Regions from separate parts of the Mus musculus genome. Here region 2 is linked to region 1. Evidence: chromatin loops called from intact Hi-C (ENCODE). Cell type or tissue: gastrocnemius. All regions are shown on one strand. Links, peaks and the distances in the headings refer to the core of each region. The heading gives the core; the rest is flanking DNA.

The links. Hi-C counts contacts between places; a loop is a spot of excess contacts. Peaks named below come from ENCODE experiments on the same cell type or tissue, not always from the same donor. Only the 100,000 strongest peaks of a DNase experiment are listed, where the experiment ranks them.
Region 2: a loop joins it to region 1, with 14 times the contacts of the local background. A loop is called at or near these places in 41 of 42 quality-filtered maps.

What each region holds. Positions count from the first base shown.
Region 1 is chr8:121,107,523-121,117,674 of GRCm38, forward strand. It overlaps Foxc2 (forkhead box C2), which reads left to right and starts at 8,649. Exons shown (of 1, transcript NM_013519.2): 1 at 8,649-10,152. The coding sequence starts at 9,093. It overlaps Mthfsd (methenyltetrahydrofolate synthetase domain containing), which reads right to left and starts at 815. Exons shown (of 9, transcript NM_001372381.1): 1 at 766-815. The coding sequence starts at 781. In gastrocnemius, for the core only: a CTCF peak has its summit at 5,957 (motif pointing right); DNase peaks (open chromatin) are centred at 5,973 and 8,605; H3K4me3 peaks cover 1,062 bases; H3K27ac peaks cover 1,043 bases.
Region 2 is chr8:121,508,384-121,518,535 of GRCm38, forward strand. No RefSeq gene overlaps it. Among named protein-coding and RNA genes, the nearest start is that of 1700018B08Rik, 31 kb to the right of the region's middle. In gastrocnemius, for the core only: no CTCF peak of the experiment used is centred there; DNase peaks (open chromatin) are centred at 3,564 and 5,244.

The DNA of each region.
Region 1 (10,152 bases), core at 1,349-9,348:
TCACAAGGCAGGCGTATAGAAAGTACATTTGTCTTCCTTGATATTTATAGCTGGTGCAAGCCTTTAATCCGAGCTCTTGGGAGGCAGAGGCGCTCTAAATCTCTAAATTTTGAGGCCAGCCTGAAATACAGAGTGAATTCTAGGGCAGCCAGGATTACACAGAGGAACCCTGACTCGAAGAAAACAAAACAAAACAAAGCACAAAGATGTATTTATTGTATATGTGCACCGCCAGCAACCGAACCGGCGGGGTGTGCATGCAGGTGCGGGAGGGCACTGGGTCCCTTCCCGTGGAACTGGACTTGTGAGTCACCGCATAGGCTTGCTGGGCCTTTCTCCCTCCTCTCTTCTCCACCTCCCTCCCTTCCTCTCCCGCTCGCTCTCCTCTTTCACTTCTCTCCTCTCTCTCCCTTCCTCCCTCTCTCTCCTGCTGGTATCACAGCGTTTGCACCAGCAGACCCCACTGACCAGCAATGGTTGCCTTCCCTACTTTCGCGGCCGGTGCACTTGTCGAGAACGCTTTGCAGCGCGGGCCGGGTGCCTGCTGGGCGAGTGCTCGCCGCCGCTGCGCGACCTCCCCAGCCTGGCTGGCTAAAACCTGTCCAGCCAAGCAAGGCGAGGATGGGACTGATCCTCCCTCCCGGCTGCCAGCCTCGGCGTCCCAGCCGTACCAGGCCGAGCCGCGTCCTCCCCCACGCATGCGGACCACGGGAACAACCGCGCCGTCCCAGCCTCGGTTTCCCCATCACCCTCGGTCTTCCTCACCCTCCTGGGTCTCCATGGCTAACACGTCACCGAGCGACGCCCCGTAGCATGTCCCCGCGCGCTAGTGACGCCAGACGCCAGCGCTTCGTGCTGCACCTGCGCACTGAAGCTAGTGACCCGCAAGGTTCGCGCACGCGCGGTTGGTGCAGTGGGCGGACTCCCGTTCTGGGTTTGGGGTTCCCTGCAGTAGTAGCACCGACGCATTAGAGGACCAGAGGTCACCGCTGGAACTGCCTTGCAACGCGGATGCCCAGGATTTCCCGAGACACACACGCACACAACACGCATACATTTATACCGTATGGAACATATAACACTCTAGGGCGGACGAGATGGTTCAGCGAGATAAAGGCGCTTGTTGCTAAGCCTGACAACTTGAGTTCGATTCTCAGGACCCACACAGGGTAAAAGGAGAAAAATGACTCCCGAAAGTTGTCTTTTGAGCTTCACAAGCTCTGTGTGTGTGTGTGCGAGTATGTATAGTACCTATAGAAACATCCCTTGAAATTCAAGGTTAACAAGGAAACCTGTTTATAGGAGTGGATCTAGGGTTTCCAACTTTCTTTTCTGTACCATGAATTGTACCAGGAACACGTGGTTAGACATAAAAATAAAGACTGTTTATAAAGGAAAGGCACTCCTGAAATGAAGAGGGTTGTAAGTCAGGGACAGCTTGGTCGATTTTGTGTGTGTGTGTGTGTGTGTGTGTGTGTGTGTGTTCCCAATGCTTGTAGTCAGCATACTGTGCATTTGGAGCATCTGTTGGGCTAAGGATGTACAAGTCTGCACTGGCCACTCAGCTCCACACATCCTAGCCTCTGATTGGGGGATGTGAGGGCAGCTATTGTCTGATTGGGGGATGTAAGGGCAGCTAGTGTCTGTTTTGCAGCTTTGCCTTTGCACCTTGAACAGACAAGGCTTCCCTGAACTGCCCTGTACCTGAGAAAGGTGGCGTCATGGGTGCCATCTTCACGGATTCCCCGGTTGGTTAGAGATTGTTAGCACTCAGTCCTTCCTGCCCACTAATCACCAAAATGATTAGTACACTTTTTTTTTTTTTTTTTTTGAGACAGGGTCTGACTATGCAGCCCTGGCTGGCCTTGAAACCACAGACCCACTTGTCTCTTCTCCCAAGGGCTGTGAAGTTGTGAGCCACCATGCCTGGCTAATGTTTGCCTTTCCTGCCCTTCCCCAACCCCAGCTTCCTTTTTCTCTTCCTCTTCCTCCCTCATTTCTTCCTTTCTTCTGTCTCTTCCTGTTCCTTTAGGTGTTTTGAGACAGGGTTGTACTCTGTCCTGACCTTGAACTCACAATCCTCCTGCCTCAACCTCCCAAACTCCCATGTGCTAGGAGTACAGCCCAGTGTCACCGCACCTCAGCTTGCATGTTCTTGCGTGTGTGTGTGTGTGTGTGTGTGTGTGTGTGTGTGTGTGTGTGTTTTGGAGTCATGCTTCCTATGTGTGCAGGTGTGAAGAAGCTGGTGACACCCTCAAGAGCCACCCAGCTTGTTTTCTGACCCACTGCCAGGAATCAGCCTGTCTTTGCTAGATTTTCAAGTGCACACTGACATACCCAGATTTTTATTTTTAAACTTTAACATGGGTGCCTCTGACAAGGCAAGCATTTTACTGACTGAGCCCTTTCTAACTCCAAATGCCTCTGACTGAATCATGGAGCAGTGTCCTGTCCGGTGTCCTCTGATTCCTAGAATTATCATTACTGTCAGATTGTCCTCAGAGAAAGGACTGGGATCTGGACTTTTCACAGCACCTTCTGCATGGACACCAGGCTGCCCCCCCCCCCCAGTCCCCTGAAACCCTCTCTTAGATTAAACATGCTTCCCTGGAAGAGGAGAGGACACCTCTCCAGCAGGGTTTTAACAATCATCTATTTATTTATTTATTTATTTTGGATTATGAGGCAAGACCTCAGAGTCCAGGACCTACATGTTGGAAGGACAGAGCTGACTTCTGACTCCTGGAAGCTGCCCTATGACCTCAGCACAGTCAACCTGGTGCGTGTCCCCCTCCCCCGGACACATAAATGCAAAACATTTTTTAATTAAAATAGGAAGAGATCCTAACAACATGGCGTCTAGCCTGCCCAGATTCCCTCTCCTTCTGCTGTAGTGTGGCCTGGCAGCAGATACAAGCAGTTCCCACCACACTGAACTGGCGTAGCTGGAAAAAAATGGAAGAGGGTAAAGGGCCGCGCGTGTCAAGTACCTGAATGTGATAATGTGATGGACGGCAAAGACTCAGCGGGTGCGATGGGCCTGGAGATGGTCCTGGCTGAAGCAAAGTGACCGTGATCCTGGCTTTGTCACTCCTAAAGGTAAAGCAGGTGCCATGTCCAGGCAGTGGCTTGATCCCCACCGTGCCCCGGCTCTGCCCAGTCCATGTGCATCTTATTGTCCCAGAATCCATCTTCTTGTCACTTTGAGACACTAGTCCAAACTGGGGAGGTTGAGTACAGCTCTCAGCTATTCATGGCCTGAGTCTTAGAAAATCCCAGAGCAGTGGGAGAGGGGACCCTAGGAGGTTCTTGAACATTCTCCATCCACTGACTGGGGTGGAAAGACCTTTACTCTCTGCCTCATTTCTGTTCTATTTTCAGAATTATAATGATATTTTGATTTTTAAAATTTTCCTAATTTACAGAAAAATCTCAGGGCTGCTACAATGGAGGCACTAAGTTCAAAAGCCCCTATTTTGTTACATTTTGATACATTTTGTTACATTCATGAGACTCCGGCTTCCTATTTCTGTCAGCTGTGATACTTAGTGTCCACTGTCAGTTTGACAGACTCTAGGCTCACTTGGGAGAGGGGACTGGGAACTTGTGTGTGGGGGGATTATCTTGGAGGCATTAATTGGGGGTGGGTAGTGGGGGGGAGGATCCAACACTGTGGTGGGCATCACATTCCCTGACTGGGGTCCTGGACTGTGTGAAACAGAGCAGAGCTGAACACCAGCCCCCAGGTGGTCACCCTGGCTCCCTTCACTGTGGCTATAGTGTGTAGTTCCTGTCGTGTCTCTGTCCCCCTCCCGCCACATTGCCACTACTGCTGAAAATTGAGGAACTGTGAGCTGAAATTTCCTTTGTCAGAGTATTTATTGAAAACAGGCTAAAGTCCCACCCATCACTAGTCAAGTACTTACTTTCCCCTCCCTTCCCCTCCACCCTTTGCTTCTTTCTCCCCCCCCCCCACTTCCTTCTCTCCTTCCTCCTTCCCTTCCTCTATCCCTGTCTTCTTCCAAAGCGCTGGGATGGAAATCAGGGCCCCGAGTGCCTGGCAATTGCTCTGCTCCATGACACAACCCTTTTCAAATACTTTAAAAGTTGCAGAGGCTGTGACATTAGCTCTAAATATTTTGACATGTGCTTGCTACAGGCAGGGCGTGTTCTTATCTGAGCACAAGTCCTATCTCACTCAGGAATCTCAACCTGGGGAAGACGGCTGTCCAGGGCACACTCTGGATTCCAAATGCCTCAGACCTGCCCTTTGTTATGCTTTCTGCCATGTGGCATCAAACGTGGCATGGAGTCTCTGGGATCTTTAATGTCTTGTAACTCCTATCCCCACCCTTTCCTTTACTGTGGCTACTTCTAGAAAATTCTCACTAAAATGACTTAGGACCCATCAAGAAGTGAGACTTTTGTCCCGAGAAAGGTTTTTTCCAGAGGTCCTGAGTTCAATTCCCAGCAACACAGGGTGACTCACAACCATCTGTAATGGGATCTGATTCACTCTTCTGGGCAACAGTGTACTCATATACATTAAATAAATAAATAAATAAATAATCTAAAAAAAAATATGTAGCTCTGAGGCGAGGCAGTGGTGGGGCACACCTTTAGTCCCAGCACTCAAGAGGCAGAGGCAGGCAGATCTCTAAGCTTGAGACCAGCCTGGTCTACAGAGAGTTCCAGGACAGCCAGGACTACACAGACAGAGAAATGCTGTCTCAATCACTCAACCAACCAACAGCAGCTCCGATGCTGGGGTGTGGTGTGCATGTTTAATCCCGGCACTAAGAAAACATATCTCTGAATCTCTGTGAGTTCCAGACCAGCCAGGTCTACTACATAGAGAGACCCTGTCTCCAAGGGAAGGGGGTTCCTCTGCCCCTGTCTATTCCACGGGCCAGTTTTCAAGAAGCCTTTGGGAACCTGGGACTCTTTTGCTATCTGGTTTTTAAAACAGAAGGCATCTCCTGGGCCCAGAGGATGCTGAACAGAGAGTTGAGAACAAAATCTGCTTCTAGCTTGTCTGCCTTGGTCCAGGCTGGGCCTGAAAGGCAGAAGTCTCCAGACCTGGCTTTCATCACACATCTGAATAGTCAGCTCTCTGCTCAACTCCACAGCTCTTCTCCACAACACAGCTCTGCAAGTAGAGGCCAATTTGTTAAACAGCCCTGTGGGGTGAATCCAGCCTTCTAGCCAGCCACGGGGAGAACCTCCTTGCTTCTCTGGAAACTTCCAGAAGTCTCAAAAATGTTTCTGTTTCTTAGCCTCAATACAGAGCTTCAGTGAAAGAGACCCCTGCCAGTGTGTGTGTGTGGGGGGGGGAGCACCCTCCTGGACCCCAGATTAGGTACAAACCGCACCCAAACACCGGTTTTCACAAAGAAATCCTTTAATCGGTGGAGAAAAAAGGTTAAAAGCCGCTTTCTGACTCAGGAGGAGAAACAGCAGACCTTGCAGGAGTAACTTTAAAACAGCAGACCTTGCAGGAGTAACTTTAAAAAAGAAAAAAAAAGGGAGGTCCGGGTTAGAACGGGCTAGGGAGCTGTAGTATGTTTTGAGTGGTCATTAGTTGATTAGGTGAAGCAACCAGGGCTTCCGATTGCAAGACTTCAAAACTTTGATATCTGGACCTTGGTATTTAGCCTCAGGAGGAGGAAGTGGCCAAATAAGGGAATAGACCTTCAGGGCTAACGTTAGGAATGTAATCTAAGAGTTTTTAGCCAGGCAGAGGGAATGAGAGAAAAGGGTAAGGCTTGCCAGAGCCATGTTTGCCACGCTCGAGCTCAGAGTCCCTTCATTCGGAAAATGGCTTTTCATAAGCCAAGCGCCAGGCCCAGTTGGCTTCTTTATGGGTTTTATTCTTGCAGTGCAAAGCGTCGTGGTGTCCACAAGGTGTCAGCACCGTCATTAGAACCAAACCTGACTGGCTTTCCTCGCTGCTCCCCGCCGCCTTTTCCGTAGTAGTTCCACAACCGGCCTCAAGATGGCACCACCACCCACGGAGTATTCGCCAGGCGCCTCCAGGTGATGAAGCCAGGGCGCCTGCCGAGGAAGAAGGGCCGGGCGGGAAGCCGGGGAGGCACCTCCCTGCCCTTTTCATCGCTTATTATTTGACAAACACACAGGGCCCTCTGGGGTCTGATTTGCCTTCGACTCGTTGACAACAAGACAAGGAAGAGAAGGAACAGGCAATAAGCAAGAATGTAGCAAGTCTCAGAGAGCTGAGGCCTCTGCTGGCTGCAGGAGCCGGACCTGGTTCCTGCCAAGTCCAGGTGTGTGTGCAGTGTTGTTTTTAGAAACCGGAACAAACATCTCTCTCAGTGCTCCACAGAAGCAAGGAGGCCAGGTCCTGCGCGAAGGAACGAGCCTCCCCAGGAGCCCCCACTCTTTCTTTAGGAGAGGGGTCGTGGGTCGATCCATTTGAGAATTTAAACCAAAGTTCTTTTAAGAAGACACTGGTTTAAATTTGGCATACGCAGGCAGAAAGTGGCTTATGGCAATTTAGATTTCATAGTCTGAGGCGTTCGGTTTCTGCCCCGTGCTTTGATAAAGCTGTTTAACACGGGGACAGACACACACACACACACACACCTCATAAAAGCAGAGTAAATTGTGCCCCTGTAGGAAGCCCATGGGGAGGGGGTTGTTCTTGATCAGTGAATGGAATTTTCAGCAACATCGTGAGAAAAATTCAACACTACTTGCCACGAGTTTCATGAGGGGCAAGACGTTTTCTGTCACAGTTATTTTTTTAAAAAAAAGTGAACGAAAACACACTAAGGACATTGGAACAATAACTCTTAGTGAGTCCCTGAGAGGGGAGGGGAAGGCTTAACCCCCTACCCAGATCTACACCGGACATGCACCAGAAGCCTGACTTTGCTGCTTTAAGGGAGGGGAGAGAGGAATTAGTCAAAAAAAGAATCCAGGACACCCACAAAAATGTGTTTCCCGAGATTCTCCATCCAGGTCAGGGGGCCCTGTGCAGCCCTGTCCTTTAAATTCTGGTTCTCGAGTCAAAGGTAGCACACATAAAACCTATTTTGCTGCTTCGGTACGTCAAGCAATGCCACTAAAGTTTCCTCACCCGCCAAAGCTGAAACAGTGAGTTCTAATCTCTCAAAGCCTTTTGCCGAAAATCTAAAGGGGGTGGGGGGCTATGGTGGTGGCGTGGGGGGGGGGTCGGAGAAGAAGAAAGACTGAGACAAATGTTTTATCTGTCGCCTTCTTCCCTACCCAACCGGACCAACAACTTCCAGAAGGTTCTGCGAGGCATAGAGCCATTCCGTAGGGACATCTCGGTGCTTCTGAGGAAGCGGACCGAGCAGGGATCCGATGACGACTGGAGATGTTGAAGGAATAAATACCAGTCCACAAATAAACAAACTGTCCCCGGGATTCCTAGAGGGAAGGAGCACGCTTGAAGGTCGGGGAACTCCGAGTCGCTGTGCGTCAAGGTTGGCATAAAATTAAAAAAAAAAAAAGTCCTTCAGTTACCAGGCCCTCTAAGGAGCCCCTGGTCCTCAGCTCACCTTATCAAAACTCAGTAAAACAAACAGCCTGAAATACAGTCAATTTACAGGATCCCAAAGATGCTGACCGCGGAGTGGGACCCACGCCGGGCCCCGGCAACAGCTAGGGAAGCGGGTCCGAGGCTACACAGTGCCGCGCTCCTTTGCGTTTCCAGTGACGAAGCCGGCGATGGAGTGCAGGCTTGGAGCTCCCCACGCCGAACGGGGACACCAGCTCCCGGGGGCTGGCTGCCTTGTCCTAACCTCCAGACAGCGCTTTCATAGGTGGGGAGAAGGGAGAGGCCGGGATGGATGGCAGGGAAAGCTAGCCCTCGTCTATGCGGGAGAGGAGACCAGGAAAGCAACAGTTGGGTTCACGCGCTTCCCTGAACCCCACGAAATTGTTTGGAGGACTCAGATGGATCACCTAAGTAGCAGCGAAGACGAAGGACCAATGGTTCCTTAGGTGTTACCTTCCCAGTTTGGCATTCCCACTAAGCCTTCCCTCCCAGCCCGACCCCGTCGTGAAGGGGAGAGGAACCGAATTCTCCAACCCGGCCTCCTTTGTGGGCTCTTCCTCAACCTGGAAGCGTCCTGTGAATTATCCATCACTGCATTCAACAGGCCCTACACGCTCAGTCCGTTTGCTCTGAACCCATTACAACTAGGCCCCGATAATTAAGAAATCTAATTATTCGCCTCTTCATCCATTAATAATAATAAAAAAAAAATCTCCAGGCTCTTTCCTACTTACAAGGTCTTGGGGGCAAATCTCTGCCCAACTTCATCAATTCGATGTTATATTTCAAACTAAACTTCTTTTTATTTTCCAAAGGAACAGGGTTTTTAATTTTTGCTCTGGACACGTGGTCTCGTTAAACAAAATGTGATAATAAAATAAAATTTTATAAGATGTAACTCATTTTTAAAAGTCCTCAAGTTAACTTGAGCTGGGGGGGGGGGAGATCTGGCTAAGAGCATCTGGGTCTTAGAGCCGACGGATTCAGGCGCTCCTCGTTTTGATTGGTGCCATCCTTCTCGCAGCTGCCAGATGATTGGTGCAAACTTCCTGGAGGGGGCGCGGCCTGAAGAAAGTAAAAACTCGCTTTGAGCCAGAAGACTTTTGAAACTTTTCCCAATCCCTAAAAGGGACTTTGCTTCTTTTTCCGGGCTCGGCCGCGCAGCCTCTCCGGACCCTAGCTCGCTGACGCTGCGGGCTGCAGTTCTCCTGGCGGGGCCCCGAGAGCCGCTGTCTCCTTTTCTAGCACTCGGAAGGGCTGGTGTCGCTCCACGGTCGCGCGTGGCGTCTGTGCCGCCAGCTCAGGGCTGCCACCCGCCAAGCCGAGAGTGCGCGGCCAGCGGGGCCGCCTGCCGTGCACCCTTCAGGATGCCGATCCGCCCGGTCGGCTGAACCCGAGCGCCGGCGTCTTCCGCGCGTGGACCGCGAGGCTGCCCCGAGTCGGGGCTGCCTGCATCGCTCCGTCCCTTCCTGCTCTCCTGCTCCGGGCCTCGCTCGCCGCGGGCCGCAGTCGGTGCGCGCAGGCGGCGACCGGGCGTCTGGGACGCAGCATGCAGGCGCGTTACTCGGTATCGGACCCCAACGCCCTGGGAGTGGTACCCTATTTGAGTGAGCAAAACTACTACCGGGCGGCCGGCAGCTACGGCGGCATGGCCAGCCCCATGGGCGTCTACTCCGGCCACCCGGAGCAGTACGGCGCCGGCATGGGCCGCTCCTACGCGCCCTACCACCACCAGCCCGCGGCGCCCAAGGACCTGGTGAAGCCGCCCTACAGCTATATAGCGCTCATCACCATGGCGATCCAGAACGCGCCAGAGAAGAAGATCACTCTGAACGGCATCTACCAGTTCATCATGGACCGTTTCCCCTTCTACCGCGAGAACAAGCAGGGCTGGCAGAACAGCATCCGCCACAACCTGTCACTCAATGAGTGCTTCGTGAAAGTGCCGCGCGACGACAAGAAGCCGGGCAAGGGCAGCTACTGGACGCTCGACCCGGACTCCTACAACATGTTCGAGAATGGCAGCTTCCTGCGGCGGCGGCGGCGCTTCAAGAAGAAGGATGTGCCCAAGGACAAGGAGGAGCGGGCCCACCTCAAGGAGCCGCCCTCGACCACGGCCAAGGGCGCTCCGACAGGGACCCCGGTAGCTGACGGGCCCAAGGAGGCCGAGAAGAAAGTCGTGGTTAAGAGCGAGGCGGCGTCCCCCGCGCTGCCGGTCATCACCAAGGTGGAGACGCTGAGCCCCGAGGGAGCGCTGCAGGCCAGTCCGCGCAGCGCATCCTCCACGCCCGCAGGTTCCCCAGACGGCTCGCTGCCGGAGCACCACGCCGCGGCGCCTAACGGGCTGCCCGGCTTCAGCGTGGAGACCATCATGACGCTGCGCACGTCGCCTCCGGGCGGCGATCTGAGCCCAGCGGCCGCGCGCGCCGGCCTGGTGGTGCCACCGCTGGCACTGCCATACGCCGCAGCGCCACCCGCCGCTTACACGCAGCCGTGCGCGCAGGGCCTGGAGGCTGCGGGCTCCGCGGGCTACCAGTGCAGTATGCGGGCTATGAGTCTGTACACCGGGGCCGAGCGGCCCGCGCACGTGTGCGTTCCGCCCGCGCTGG
Region 2 (10,152 bases), core at 1,424-9,423, 400 kb after region 1:
GAGGAGGAGGAAGAAAAGGAGGAGACAACGTACAAAATTAAAATCATTTTTAAAAAAATTATTTACTGGGGCTGGTAAGATGGTTCAGCGGGTAAGAGCACTGACTGCTCTTCTGAAGGTCCTGAGTTCAAATCCCAGCAACCACATGGTGGCTCACAACCATCTGTAATGAGATCGGACACCCTCTTCTGGTGCATCTGAAGTCAGCTATGGTGTACTTACATATAATAATAAATAAATCTTTGGGCCGGAGCGAGCAGGGACTGAGCGAGCAGAGCCAACCAGGGTGAGCGGGGTTGGCTAGAGCGAGCAGAGGTCCTAAATTTAATTCCCAAAACCAGATGAAGGCTCACAACCATCTGTACAGCTACAGTGTGTACTCATATACATAAAGTAAATAAATAAATCAAAGTTATTTGCCATCTTGTTTTTAGACTTGCTCATGTGTGCAGGGATGCTTGCCTGTGTGTGCCTACCCTCTCCACTTATTTTTTTCTCTCTTTTTTTAAGACAGGGTCTCAACCTAGAGCCTGCCATCTTGCCTAGACTAGCAGTCCTGTGAGCCCTGTGGATCTGGTCTCTGCCTGCCCAGCACTGCTGTCATAAGAATGTGCCATCACACCTGGCTGTTCCCAGGAGCTGGGGTCTAAGCTTATGCCCCGTGCTTCTGCAGAGAGCCCTCTGTCTTAGTTAGGGTTTTGTTGCTTTGAGGAGACACCATGACCACGACAGCTCTTATAAATGGCTTTAATTGGAGCTGGCTTCCAGTTCAGAGGTTCAGTCCATTATCACCATGGCGGGAAGCGTGGCAGGCCTGGTGCTGGGGACTGAGCCAAGAGTTCTACTCCTTCTCCTCAGCAGCAGGAGACTGTGTCACACTGGGCATAGCCTGAGCATGCAACAGACCTCAAAACCCCTAGAAGGAACCTCTCCCCTGACCCAGTACCTTTGAATCTGCTTTCTTGGACCTAGCTCATACACACACACACACACACACACACACACACACACACACACACACACACCTTCTCCCACGTACAAGACCCATAGAGCCCCAGGGTCCAGCCAAAAGCAAGAGGTAGAACCTGCTCCATGTGGCCCCAGAGCAACAGCAGTCCTCTTAGGACAAATCATATGTCTATGTGTGACAGTGGAAAGTGGGGGGAGCTGTGTGACCCCTGTTCCTCCCCTGAGTCCTGGATCAACCACTGCTTCTAGCGCCCATGAAAGCGGGTTGGGGAGAAGCCCGGTGAAGTGTCCTGAACCACCCTTGAGCCCCTGCATACAAATGGGGCTTGTCCATGAGAAGTCACCCCTGCTGAGACACCCTTACCCAGAACTGCTGCGGCTGCAGATGCAGGCACTATGACATGTATCTGCTGGGGTGCAGATCCTCCTGCAGGGGAACTCCTGTGTGACAGTATGTCCTGTGTTAGCATTCACAGCCCACAGCCCACAAGTGCACATCTGTAGAAGCTCAGTAAACCAGGCTGCCACTCTCGAGTGCTTCACACCCTGGGGACCCTGTCCTCACATCTGATGTCAGCGAAGGCTCCAGGACAGAGAGAGCCAGTAGGAAGAAATGAAGAAATTAGCCTGTGACTTGGGAGGCCCACAAGCCGGAGCTGCACAGGCTGGGAACACTGCAGGTGCTGTGTGGCTGTCCAACCAGGGATCTTCCACCTTGGGGACGTCTGGCCCTTACTTAGAGGTTGTCACCTGACTAGATGAGGTCTACTCCTCCAGAGAAAAGCTCTATGCCATACAGAAAGCCAACAGGCCACAGCAGTGACAACCAGGTTGGCGTGTGACGGTTTCACAGCTGGCCCTGACTCAGCATACTGACCAACCACCACACAGCCCATCACAGTCTCAGCCAGGTATCAGAGCCCATGGAGGCCTCAGAGCAGCTTGAGCTGATGCGCAAGACTTCTCTCAGAGACACAGTGTCTCCAGCATGTGCTGGCTTGCAGTCTCTCGCCTGCTGTCTTAGCCACGGAGCGATCCTTCCTTAGGAGGCCCTCATGCAGGACACAAACCGTAAGTGATGGTTTGATGTGTCTGAGTACTCTCATCAGAAGAACCACCCTGACAGCTTAAAACCTGCCGTCTCACAACGCCAGTCTCCAAAGATCACAATGGCCTTCTCCAAACGTTACAATGTTTCCAAACAACAAAACAAAGCCTCGAGCGCTGTGTTTTAGGTACCTCATGTTCATCTTTCTATGACGAGCTTAACTAGGGGCTAGGGCAGTGGTTCAGTGGGTAAAGCGCTTGCCACACAAGCAGAGGACCTGAGTTTGATCCCCAGCACGCACATAAAGAACTGGATGTGATGGGCGGGTCCCTGAAACTCACTAGCCAGACAGTCTTGCCAAATCAGAGAGCTCCAGGTTCAGGGAAACCTTGTCTCACAAAATAAGGTGGGACCAGCATGCTAAAGGGGCTTGCCACAAACCCTAGAGACCTGAGTTTCAATCCCGGGATTCCACAACAGGAAAGACCCAATTCCCAAGTCCTTTGACCTCTACACATGATAGATAGATAGATAGAGAGAGAGACAGATAGATAGATAGATAGATAGATAGATAGATACAGATACAGATATAGATATATACATAGATATGTATTCGTATATATATATATATAAAGGTAGTAATTTTTTTTAATATATAAGGTGGAGAATAACTGAAGGAGACAATGGATATCGATCCATGGCTTCCATGTACAATACACATCTACATACATGCTTGCCATATACACAAACACATGCATTCACCACACACACAAACACATACATATACCACACACACACAAACACATACATGTACCACACATACAAAATTACTCGAGTCGAGAAGAAGGATCAACAAAGACATCATTTGTTTGAAAATGCCATATAAAATCCAATATTTTGTCTGTACCTATTGAGGACAGAAACACACACAGCCCGTGTGTGGAAATCCAGAGGACAACTCCAGGGGGTCAGCCCTCTCCTTCCACCTTGTGGCTGGGGTCCCAGGGATGGAGCTCAGGTTGGCAGACCTGTCAGCAAATGCCTTTACTTAACTGAGCCACCTTGATAATCCTACGTGCTAACTTAAAAGTTAAAAAAAAAATTAAATCCATTCACTAGGTGTCCAGAGTCCTAGCACTCATACAACCTACCTGGGATGCTTGACAAGATCCTGTCAAAATGCGAATAAATAAGTAAATAAATATTTTTTTAAAACAAAACCTTCAATAATAGGGAAAAGGCAGCTGCCATCAGCGGTGGAATCAGTTCCACCACACAAACAAAGACAGAACAAACATGGAGACTGTAGCTCCCGCAGCAGTAACAGAAATGGGGGCACTCGAGGAACGAGAGAAAAGATATTTGTACCACACCAAAAACCAAGAAGGCATCCTGTCGAACAAAGCTCCCTCACGTGTGCGCGCAGGAAGGCCCTGCGGATCACAGATACACAGGAGTGTGTTACACAAATAGCCTTTCACAGCCTCTGAAGAAGTGAGGGAGATTGGCTGGGGATGGGGGCCTCTTGCTGTGAACTTGAGGTGCAGCCAGGGGAGGGGACATTTGGGATTACAGACTGTCACTTGAGTGGCCATAGCTGAGGCAAGCCAGGAAATGGTCTATGTGAGCAGCGTGGGCCTGCCACTCTGATTTTACACTCTAGACCCCTGAACAAAAGCCACACTGTGAGGTGCTTAGCAGGGCTGCTCAGGGAAGGGCTGCCGGGTCCCTTTCACTTTAACGACTTCCGGGTGTTGACTAAACCTGCAAGCTCTTCCAGGTTCCACCTCCTCCTGACTGCCAGAGCTGGGGTCCTGCTCAGGGACAGTTTGCCTGTGCCTCACCTGGAGACACTCCTGCCCCGCTGCCTCCTACCCCACACCCCGTGCTGCCCCTACAGTCTGGTACTGTCCCTGGTAAATCCACCCTAGCTACAGCTGACATCAACCTCCCAATAGAAAGCCAAATAGCAGTCTGAAGACCCAGACATACATATCTGCATGTGTGTGCATATATGTGCACATGTGTGTGTGCCGGTCTGTGTACACGTGGATGTGTGGATGTGAGTTCAGAGCTAGATCCAAAGCCCACCCCCGTCCCCCGCCTCCCAGGACAGTAGTCACCACTGTAGCTGACCATCCAGAAGAAGCCAAGGAAGACAGAAGCTACAGGGGTCCTGAGCCCCCTGTACTAATTTACAGAGATTAGCCAGCAGCTTCCAGAATGATCCACCCAGCCCTCCAGATACAGCCCTGGAGATTCCACAGACCTAGCCTTGGGCAGAGGTAGGGGAAATCAAGTCAGGAGTGATCCCCAAGGAGGCCTAAGCAGCCAGGGGTCCCCTGAACAGGATGACTGCTCCCAGACCTGACCTCTTAAACAGGAAACCACAGGGATGCCCTGGATGCAGAGTGTCTGGAGCTACGCACTCAGTCCTTGCTGGACAGGTACCCTCCACTCTGGTGAGAAGTCACTCTGAAAAACACAGCCAGAAGTCAAAGGTGTCCACAGCCTCTCTTCCTCCAAATGGCCCTTCTCTGGCCCCTGGCTGGGTCTCTCCTCCTCTCTACCTTTGCCTGGGCTGTCCCTCAGCTTACCATACCTTTTCCAGACACAAGGAAAGGCTCCTATTTGCCCTTGTGTGACATCTTCTAACGGGCTTCTCTGTCCAGACCTGGAGGGAACCATGAAAAACAGCCATGATGCCCCCTCCCCTCAGATCCTCAAGGAAGGTCCAGCCTGAGTACCCCAGGTGTGTCAGAGCTGCAGATGCTATTCACACACCTGTCTGCAGCCCCCATGAAACCTCCAGCCACGGAGCATGTATGTATACCTGTGTCTGCGCTGCCCAGACGCCTGTATCTGCCTTTGGGGGTAGGAAACCGGTGCGTGTCTGAAGCTCGGGTGCCAGGCCGTGTGCCTGCGCTGTGCTCAGTGATGTGCTTCAGTACCTCTGAGGGACAGGAAGCCCGGGTGAGGGACTCAAGCTGGTCTGAGCCTTCCCACAGGTACCCAACCAATGCTGAGCAAAAATCTCTTCTAAAACAAACGGGCCTCAGAACTTAGTGCACCGTCCCACCGTCCCGGGCAGAGACCTGAACCCATTTCTATTTTTTTATTATGATTTTTTTCCTTCCGTTGGCCTAAAGCCCCGTTACTTCATTTTACCTTTCAGTAGTCTGAGTCCTACACCTGTGTCCATAAAGCGGGAGACAGCGCCACCTTCTGGCGATCAGGTGCAGGACAGCAACGTCTAGCCTAATGTGACCAGATTACAGAAAACCCCTGCTGCTGGCCTGGAGACCAGAGCTACTAACTAGCGTTGCCCTAGCTCTATACTAGGTATAGAGTACACAGTATTCAGTATAGTTGTATACTAGGACAGAGTATACAGGAGAGGGTGAGAGCGTTTGGCTGGCAGTGCTGGCACACACTGCCATGCGAGTGAAGCATGACCCTGAAGGAAGAAGCCAGACACAGAAGGTCATGTCTTGAATGATACACAACGCTCAGAACAGACGAGCCCAGAGAAAGCAGAGTAGTGATAGCCAAGGACTGAGATGTTTCTGTGACAGGAAGAGGGGTAAATGGCTACACATGGTGTTGGAATGTCCCTGTGTCATTGTATAATGTTAGCTGTATGTCAGTATGCTCAACTCCCTGTGAAGCAGGCAGACTGGGAGTGTGCGAGCTAGGACTCAGCTACTAGGAGCATACTCTCATGAGGGGGGCATGGAGCACAAGGGACATCAGAGTAGCCCTTGGGGTGTAGAACAGGTAGGGGAACTGAGGGGAGGTTTGGGGGCAGAGATCCAGGGGTCTTGCTATGGGATAGAATCAGAGGGTTTGCTCCTCAAGTGCCCAGACCCTGAGCCGTTCCCCAACCTCCAGTGGATACTCAGACCTTCCCCCTGGCCCCTGGACATGTGTGACTCTTCTCTTACCCTATAGTTAGGGAAACGAACAGAAATTGGCTCCACCCTGTGGGACAGAGCCATCCTCAGCTTGTATCCCTCACCCAAGCTTCCTTCACCTCAGCCCATCTCACTGTTCCCAGGAAACTGAGGAACATCTTCAGCTCGCTGCAGGTACGAGGCCTGGTACCGGAGACAGATGCAGAATCAACCCAGGGTCCTAGTGAGACTGCGTGCACATACCATGGTGAGTTACAAGGAACACTCTTCCTGAGCCCTGGCCAGGGCCAGCCTGGGCTATCTGATACAATCTTTAAAAGATGCCAAAAGGGAGCTGAGGAGATGGCTCATTGGTTGAGAGCACTTCTGCTCTTCTGAGGCCCAGCTTCAATTCCCAGCACCCACATGACAGTTTACACCCATTTCTAACTCTAGCTCCAGAGAATCTGAGTCCCTCTTCTAGCCTCTGGGCAACAGGAATAGACATGGTGCACAGACATATATTCAGGCAAAACAGATCTTCACAGAAATAAAAATAAATGTATTTTTAAGAAAGGAAGAAGAAGAAAGAGGAGGAGGAGGAGGAGGAGGAGGAGGAGGAGGAGGAGAGAGTGCTCATCAGTAAAAGCCCTTGCCTCCAAACCTCAAAACTTGAGTTTGACCCTTGGGATCCAAATGGTAGAAGAACCAACTCCCACAGATTGTTCTCTGGCCTCTACCATGTGCAGACATATGCACACAAAATAAAAATAAGTGAGTGAAAAATAAAGAGATAAATAAATTGTTGTTGAGAGAGGTAAAGACACGCACGTGGCATCCTCCTCTGTCCTCTACCTACATGTGTACATGCACATATACCCGCATACACACATACACATACACCATACACACAATGCCTAGAGCAGAACTAGAAGCAAAGGATTGTGGGTGCTGATAGGAAATAGTTTAAAAAGTAAGAGGAGAGAGGGGTGAACGATTCAGAGTGTCATGTCAGCAACAATATCCAAAGGCCAGAGGCAGGAACTGGGTGTAGATAAGTCTTTACCCTGCGTGTGGAGAGTCACCATGCTCAAAACAGACTGCCACACCGTGAGACTAAGCTGTTGGTTTTCACACAGGAAACTGCCATTGACCCATCAACACTAACACAGGACTGGCATCTGGTAACTTTCGGTGCCGGTAGATTTGTGATGAGCCCTGAGCAGGGGGTTAAGAGGCTTCTACCAACATCTTTGACCAAATCTGAATGTCTGCTCAGCAGGGCTCTGAAGAGGACACACAAGGCCACTGTGCAGGTCTAGCCTGCTCCTGACTTCTAGTCAGTGCCAGAATGAACAGGGGACTTCCCAGGCTCATTAGTTCATTTCTCACATGAGACCCCAAAGATGCAGGGACCAAAGATTCAGGGGCCAAAGATGCAGAGACCAAAGATACAGGGGCCAAAGATGCAGGGACCAAAGATGGAGGGGCAAAACATGAAGGAGCCAAACATGCAGGGACCAAAGATGCAGGAGCCAAACATACAGGGACCAAAGATGCAGGGACTAAAGATGCAGGGGGCAATTTCCCTTGTGGGACTCTCAGGAAGTTAGTAACCCAACAGTTGGCTTTGCAACTGTAAGTCTTCATCTGTGCAACAACCCTCAGCCAGTCTCCCTCTACAGGGCAGTCCCCTCCCAGCCACTGAGGCAGAGTTTATCTGGCAAAAAGAAGTCAGGAAAAATAAACTTACCTTTTTTTTATTTAAAAAAAAAAAAAGAATCAAGGGCCACATACAGCCAGCGCTGCAGAGTGGTCTCATGGTCCCATATCTGCACTGCACATTTAGCCTATACGAGTATTTTCACCTCTGGATCTGACCTTGGCAAGACCCTGAGCAACTCAGCTGGTGAGACTGCCAGGAAACAATCTTTAGTCACCCTTGACATCACACTGACTGCAAGAGTCTTAGATCTTATGCTCAAATCCCCCTCAAGGAGCACCCCAAAGTGCCCATGGAATATTTAAATACGTATCAGCTGATGGAATTATCCATTTTCCTGCTTTGCTTGAGATTATGGGTCCTGGCTCAGAGGAGCATCTGTGACCAAGGAGGCAATGGGAAGCCAATAGGATGGAGAGTAGCAGGGGGAGGTCAGAAGCCACCATGGGGGATGGTCCTTATTCCATTCCTCCCCCACAGCCCACTAATCTGCTCAACAACTTCTCAGCCCACATAGACGTGGATCAGTCCCTGGCCTGGCTGCATTTTGTGGATCTGAAGCTTCCCAGTTTCTCTCCCACTGCCCCCCACACAGGAAGGCAAAGACACGTGAAAGGTGAGTCCCCAGGAGGAAGGTGAGATCCATCATCTGAGGCCTGCCTTCCACGGAGGACAATTTCTTCAGCATCTCCTTTAAAAGCCCTGAGACACTAGGTACCAGTCACCCAGTGTAGACTAAGAACAACCCTGACTGAAGCCTCAGACCAGTGATTCCCCTGCCTTCAGGATGCTGGGATTTCAAGGGTGTGCTGCCTCACCAAGTGGGTAATGAATTTCCATGTTGCCTTTATAATAGCACTTTCACCAGCAAAGTGAATTAATGGATGGATGATGGAGAGATGGATGGATGGATGATGGATGGATGGATGGATGGATGGATGATAGATGGATGGATAAATGGACAATGGATGGATGGATGGATGGATGGATGGATGGATGGATGGATGATGAATGGAGGATGGGTTATGGATGGAGGATGGTTGATGAATGGATGATCAGTGGATAGGTAGATAGGTGGACAGATAGATGGATGAATAAATAGAATAGGTAGAAAGAATGAATGGATGATGGATTGATGGGTAATAGATGGATGATAGAATTGGTGGGTGGATGGATGGATGGATGGATGGATGGATGGATGGATGGATGGATCAGTAACAATGGATATGTATTTAGGAGTTGATGATGAATATTTCTTCCTCTGCATGGAGGCTTCTGCATCAGCTCCTGCTTCCTTGTTTTCTGTCCTTTCTGAGTTCATGTCCTGACTTCCTCCAGTGATAAACAGTGACATGAAAGCGTAAGCCAAATAAATCCTTTCCACCACAAATTGCTTTTGGTCATGGTGTTTCATCACAGGAATAAGTAACCCTAACTTGACAAAAATTGGTACCAGAAGTGGGGTATTACTGTGACAGACCTGACCATGTTGTTTTGGGGAGAAGTGGGGAAAGACTTTGGAATTTAGGGTATGAAAAAGCCATTGAGTGTTCAATGCTTGGTGAGCTGTTCTGTGAGGATATTGACAGAAATACAAATAAAGGAGCCCTGGCCTGTAAAGTTCCAGACAGAAGTTTGGAAGCCATTTAAAGACTATCAGGGCTGTTACCATATTTGTTATTTTGAATTAAAATTCTGTAGTTCTCATCAGCTAGGGCTGAAGAGACAGCTGTGATGTCAACACCTTTGAAGTGAAACTTTTGTATTACTGGGACAATTGATGCTGGTCAGCTAGAACTGAGAAATTAGTGATGATTAAGAAGTGAACCTTCTGAGCTGGAGAGATGGCTCAGCCGTTAAAGGCTAGGCTCACAACCAAAAATATAAGAAGTGTCTCCTGAGAGTCAGCACACATAAGCTGTGTTCCATGGTGGCCAAGGTTGTACCTCATATTCAGCAGCAGACAAACTTGGTAGTGTAAGAATCACCCAGGTGGTACTGGTTTTAAAGTCATGAAGGGGTCATGGAGAGCAACTGAGGCCTGGCACTGTGAGAGGTAAGGAGAGGCCATTGATAAAGGTGCAGCCTCGGTGGCATTTGAAGGCCCGGGACTGAAGCAGTCATGCAGAGAAGTTGAGACTTGGCATCATGAAGAGAGCACAGGAAAGCCTACTGGTGAAAATACAACCCAGTTGCAACAGAAGACCCCAGCATTTTAGAGGTAACTGTACCATGGTATAGCCACCTAACTAGGACAAGGTGCGGAGATGATGCACCTAGATGGCAAAGCGGGTGGATGAGTGAGTTGGGTGTAGGTGGATAAATGGGTGGGTGGATGGATAAGCTGGAAGAAAAGAACGTCAGTCAGTGGATGGATGGGTGGGTAGATGGATGGATGGATGGATGGATGGATGGATGGATGGATGGATGAGTGGGAGTGTATATAAGTTGGTGGGAGGGTAGGAGTCTAGGTAGATGGGTGGGAGGAAGTGGGAATGGGTAGGGGGATGGGTGGAATA